Linked DNA regions of Homo sapiens: region 1 is linked to region 2. A link is an interaction called in ENCODE POLR2A ChIA-PET data of the cell type or tissue named here. Cell type or tissue: OCI-LY7. All regions are shown on one strand. Each heading gives the region's core, and the rest is flanking DNA. Links, peaks and the distances in the headings are about the cores only. Region 1 overlaps RTN1 (reticulon 1). Region 2 overlaps DHRS7 (dehydrogenase/reductase 7).

Region 1 (2,925 bases), core at 179-2,678, 410 kb before region 2:
GCCAGGATTTTCTTGTGAGGCATCACTCACTCGTGAGTCCTGGCAGTAATGGAACAATGCCTGATGTGGAGTAAATGGTCAACACATATTTGTTAAATAAATAGATGAAAGAATAAATGATGTTACTTTTCAGCTTAAAACCCTCCAATGGCTTCCAATTACATTTGGAACAAAATCCAAACTCCTTCCCCACGATCTCGGCCCTGCCTATCTGTCCAATGGTGTTCTCTGCCCCACTTCCCTCTTCCTCCCCTGTGTCACCAACCCCCTTTCAGTTCTCATATAATACAGACTCAGGCCCTGTGCATTTGCTATTCCCCCACACCTGAGGTCCCTCCTAGCTTCTCTCTGAACTGTGGGCTCCTTCTGCTCATTCAGATTTCAGTTCATGTGTCATCTCCTCAGAGGGGCAGTCCTTGGACCCCTCACACCCAACCCTCTATCACTCTTTCTAGTGCTCACACTATAAAATTACACTGTTTATTTATGGGTTTGTTTTTTATTGCCTGTTTCCTCTGACTAGCAGGTAAGCTGTGCAAGGGCAGGGACCTTGTACATCTTATTTACTACAAGGTCTCAGTGGCCAGTGCATGTCTGATGTATAGAAGTCACTCTAAATATTTTTTGAACAAAAGAATGAATTTTAAAAATGGGTAGGAGAATCATAGATCCCATCAATGCAAGGAAATAGCAATGGTAGTTTTCAAATTTAAGTTGATTTACTTTTAATTGCTCATTTCTTCTTGAGGGAAACTGGGGTGTTTTAAGGATGACTTCCTGATTATTGTCCTTTTTGAGGCTAATAGCTCACATAACACCCAGGACCATCATAATATCCCTCTTGGTGTTTGTGTCAGAAACAACATGGTGCTCCTGGTCAATGTCTGGGGCATCAGGGCATTTATTATGTTTTCCTAAATTGCTTCACTTTTTTCATGACTGATCTTGGCTTAAAAGAGACTTCCAGTATTTCAGCTATAACAATTCTCACCTCTCCACCTCAGTGTATATTATGTAGTAAAAATAGGTAAGTATGTTGGAGAACGTTACAAAATGGAATAATCTATTGGAATTGGGAGAAATATAAATATATTAGACACCTTGCTTAAACATCAGCATCTGTGGCTAAAGCTAACCCAAATTAGAATTTCTCTTCAGTTATTCTCCAGATTTGATGATTTCCTTATTTATTAAACAATGATAAACTGGACCCTTTTTTGCTTAACATGCTTTCTTTTTCCTCAGTTTCTATGTAGAATTATGTGCAGTTCTCAATTTTTGTTTTCAATCTGTTGTCACTGGAAATGGCAGAGTGACCCAAGACTCAACAGATGTAATAAAGTCCATATCCTCTACTGTCTATGGGCACAGTGTCACATGGTGCCAGGGGTCATAAGAAGATGGGAAGGGGGTCAGAAACCTCGCAGGATAAAAAGGGCAGGGAGAAAGGCTTCAATGAGAAGCTGATTCTTCCTGTTAATTTCATTCTTATCTGTTGTCATATGACTCTGGTATTTTGATGTGGGATGTATATGGAGAGAGGAGCTGAACATAGGAGAGAATGTGTAATGGGCCATTTTCTCTTTCCTGAATATGCCTTGCTTAGAATGTTTATTTGATTGCAGCTGCAGAGACAATCATTGTCCTAACCCCATACTGTCAAGTGGGCAACCCAACATCGTAAAACTCCAATATCATGTGAGCCAGATCTGCCTTTGTTTTCTCTTGAACCTTCTCCAGAACCCAATTGGGCCATGGCTACTTAAAAATGGAAATTCCCTAAAAATTAATGGACCCTTTGTCAAGTCTTTGCAAACTGTAATTTTTACATGAAGCATGTGCCGTGTAAGTAGACCTATACTTGCTAGGGCATTTCACTATTCCTGAGGACTGGCTGAAGTTCTTGTGGACTGACTACTGGACAACCCGGGAGCTCTGTAAAACACAGCTTGACTATATTAACTTACATCTTCAGAACACCAAGTATCTTTACGGCAGGAAATAATAAAAGAGTTTTACTATGCATTGCCAGAAAGAGTACAAGGAAGCTTGGAAACTCGGATATGTTCTGACCTCATGTTTTAGGCAGGGGCAAGACGTATCTAATCCACCTGGAGCCTTGGTTTTCTGATTTGTCATTACTACCCAAATCTCAATTTACATCTTAAGTGAAGTTCACTGGGCCCTCACAACTCCATGTCCATGCAGCTCCTCAGACTGGAAGGGCACCCTTCCCTTCACCTCTTTGTTTCCCCTGTTCCTCTGAGAGTCACCTGTGGTCCCAGTTCACCTGGGGAGCTGCTGGACTCCAGGGCTCGTCAGCACCGTACAATTCCCTTTCTCAGGACACCAAGCACACTGGATTGGGACTGCTTCCTTGGTCGTCTGGTCCCCTGGAGGCAGGGACTGGTTTTTGTTTGTTTTTTATTTTTCGTTAATTCCCCATCAGTCGTGCCTCATAGAGTACCCAACCAAAAGAAAGTATGTAGAAAGTGTTTGTTGCGTGAATGAGTAAATTTGAAAATCAGGGACCTGGCGCAGTGAATCTTTAAGACCCTTGGAGTTCTATGGTTGAATGAGTCTGAAGGAACTTTGGGGAGAAGGAATTAATGCTAAAATCTATAGGGAAAGAAGATAGGAGGAACTTTCATTAATTCTGTTCTATTCCAACACTTGGATTTGTACTATACCATCAGGGTTTAGAGCAATCGCTCCTCCTCTACAGGCTTTGCTTCCATTTTCAGAGTTTACTAGAAGCTCTTTCACCTGAGGTGCATACCAAAGCTCTTTGGGATATGGTAGAATGCCAGTCACCAGGGGCAGGGGAAGGTTTGAGGACCTCTCACTGTCCTCTTCATCTCGATGCCTCATGGACATTTGAGAGAGGTGGAGATGCAAAGGCTGGAGAGAAGAGAGTGGCACAGG
Region 2 (2,925 bases), core at 193-2,692:
AGCTTATTAGGCACTTTTTTTTATTATTATATTTTAAGTTCTAGGGTACATGTGCACAACATGCAGGTTTGTTACATATGTATACATGTGCCACGTTGGTGTGCTGCACCCATTAACTGGTCATTTACATTAGGCATATCTCCTAATGCTATCCGTCCCCACTCCCCCCACCCCATGACAGGCCCCACTGTGTGATGTTCCCCTTCCTGTGTCCAAGTGTTCTCATTGTTCAATTCCCACCTATGAGTGAGAACATGCAGTGTTTGGTTTTTTGTCCTTGCAATAGTTTGCTGAGAATGATGGTTTCTAGGTTCATCCATGCCCCTACAAAGGACATGAACTCATCCTTTTTTATGGATGCATAGTATTCCATGGTGTATATGTGCCACATTTTCTTAATCCAGTCCATCATTGATGGACATTTGAGTTGGTTCCAAGTCTTTGCTATTGTGAATAGTGTATAAGGCACTTTTAACAGTAGACTGGAGGCAATCTAGAACAGACATTCTCAGCTCTTTCCAGGTATAAATGGTTCACCCCCTTTGATAGTGAGGGGTCTTCCCATCAATGATTTTTATGGTAGGCATGCACTGGATAGGTAAAAAGAACTATCCCTATAGATTCTGATATATGCTCTTCATACCAGTCCTCCTCTCCCCACTCCAAAAGGGGTATATGTCCTCCACTGAGAATCACTGAGGTCAGGTTTCTATTTATTCCCCAAAGTAGTCTAAAGTGCAAATTTTTGGGGCAAAGGTGAGGAAGATGGGATTAGTACTTCACAGAAAGTATCAGAAAGAATGAATTCAACTTTTTCCATTTATATTTCTATTTTAACAGTATTAATTCATTTTAGCAAACATTTATCTTTTTGGGTAATAAGAGGGTATGTGGCTAATTAAAAATGTAATATGATTGCCTACTGAATGACTTGTGTAAAACAGACTAGACCTTCTAGACTTAAAAAGATACTGACCATTTCTAAACCAATGGGGAGTAAACAGAAATCTACTGCCTCTCATCTCTTCCTAAATTAGGAAATGTTCCAAGACTACATTGTTATAAGGCTGGGTTATCTATTGAAAAGCCTAAACAGCTAACCCACAGTACATTGTATATGATCCAAAAATGTTAAACAGTTATCAGCTCTGAAATGCTGACCCCAACAAACAGAGGGGCTATGAGGGTTTATGATCAGAGACCAATACAGTGCCAGACTCAGAGATGAACCCAAAAAAAAAAAAAAAGCTTGCTAATTGAATGGAAAACTCCCATAACTTTAACCTTCTGCCTCTCTGTAGCAAAAGAGGAGAGAGGACACCAAGCAAGCCAATATATCAAACACTAAAACCTCTCCTTGTTTGAAATCACATCTAGTATTGTGTGTAAACTTTTCAATGATAAACAAGTTAATTCTGTAGTTTACTGAGAATCTGAGAAGGAAATGTGCTCTTCAAAAAGAGCTTCCTGGTAACTACAGTCTCAACCTGCCACATTTTATCATAGGATCAAATCCAGTAATAAAATAATGAGTCTTGGAGGGCAGGCCAGACAGCTCATCTGTGTTTACTGAAAGCATCCAGCATATCTTATGAGACACGTGGTGCCAAACAGATGGGTGGCCGCCCTCCCTCATCTGCCTGCCTGAGGCTTGCCCAACTGCTCCACAGGAAGTGACTGATGCCTGTTACTAAATATGAGGAAATCATCAGTATAGCATTCCGCTTCATCACTGTCTGCAATTGTCTGCACTTTGCAGCAGAAAAAAGATGTCCTAAAGAACCAAAGCTTCAAATTTTCATGAAACCATGATGACCATGTAGCTATTGCATCTCATGATTCCAACAGTGAAACATTCTACTTAAACTGACTTCAACAGCTTTAAATATAAATTTTGTGTCTTCCTTAATCATTCTTTTCCTATTGGCCTTATAATTTCTTTATATCCAGTCTTAAGCCACCATTAAAAATTCATCCATTTCTAATATTTATACATCGTAAGTTATGCAGTCCAAATCAAGCTTCTCTCCTTGCCTCTGCCTTGACTAGATTTTCTTCTTCCAATGAAACCAGAGAGAATACAGTCAAGATTTTTCCCAGTAAGGATATGAGACCAGGACTAATCATCCTGTGGGAAGTACCTATTTCTGACATGCATATATAATTAGACCAGGCAAAATAAACACCAACTACAAGGGGCAAGGAAAAGAAGTCACAGAAATGGGGAGGAAAAAGTACATCCTGAAGTGTATGTAGAAGAAAGGAGAAGTGGACCCCCAATTTTCCATGAAGATTTAGTAGGAATAAGGATAAGGTGAAGAGTAACATGTTAAATAGATGATACACTTTTTGAGGGCAGAGACCACATCTTATTATCTTTATATCCCCAGGGTCTGTTGTAGTACATGGCACAATGCAGTGCTTGATACATATTTATTTGTTCAACAAGTTAGAGGCATGTGTGGATCAAGTCTTTTTTAGCATCTACTGGGGGTGTCCTCTACCAAAAGTCTCCTTGGGTCTCTCTGTCTCCCCACATCACTTCCAGTTCCAAGGACCTCACACAGTGATGGCCATATCCCCCATATACACATTTAAGTCAGTTCTATCAGAGTTGAGTTTGAGCAGCCTTACCCGGAGAGCATGCTTGCTAGCACAGTATCCAATGGAAAGAGGTACAGATATGATACCCAGGATGCTATTCACAGTAACAATCTTTCCTTGCTTCCTCTCGATCATGTGAGGCAGAACACATTTTGTCAAGGACACCGTCCCTAAGTAGTTAAGCTCTATTAGCTTTCTGTAGACATCCAAGCTGGTATCCATGCACAGAGAACGCTGGGACATTCCACCATTGTTGACCAGAATGTCGATCTAGTTAAATAAAATCAGAAAAGGGGTGTTTGGGGGATGTCTTGTGGATAG

The links. ChIA-PET counts read pairs that join two places held together with the same protein. Peaks named below come from ENCODE experiments on the same cell type or tissue, not always from the same donor. Only the 100,000 strongest peaks of a DNase experiment are listed, where the experiment ranks them.
Region 1: POLR2A ChIA-PET joins it to region 2 with 6 read pairs; 2 of 35 experiments call an interaction of 5 or more read pairs at or near these places.

What each region holds. Positions count from the first base shown.
Region 1 is chr14:59,741,481-59,744,405 of GRCh38, forward strand. The region is part of intron 2 of RTN1 (reticulon 1); the gene reads right to left. Among named protein-coding and RNA genes, the nearest start is that of MIR5586, 96 kb to the left of the region's middle. In OCI-LY7, for the core only: no CTCF peak of the experiment used is centred there; no DNase peak of the experiment used is centred there.
Region 2 is chr14:60,150,305-60,153,229 of GRCh38, forward strand. DHRS7 (dehydrogenase/reductase 7) reads right to left here. Exons shown (of 7, transcript NM_016029.4): 4 at 2,635-2,874. Among named protein-coding and RNA genes, the nearest start is that of DHRS7, 14 kb to the right of the region's middle. In OCI-LY7, for the core only: no CTCF peak of the experiment used is centred there; a DNase peak (open chromatin) is centred at 1,647; H3K4me3 peaks cover 453 bases; H3K27ac peaks cover 1,434 bases.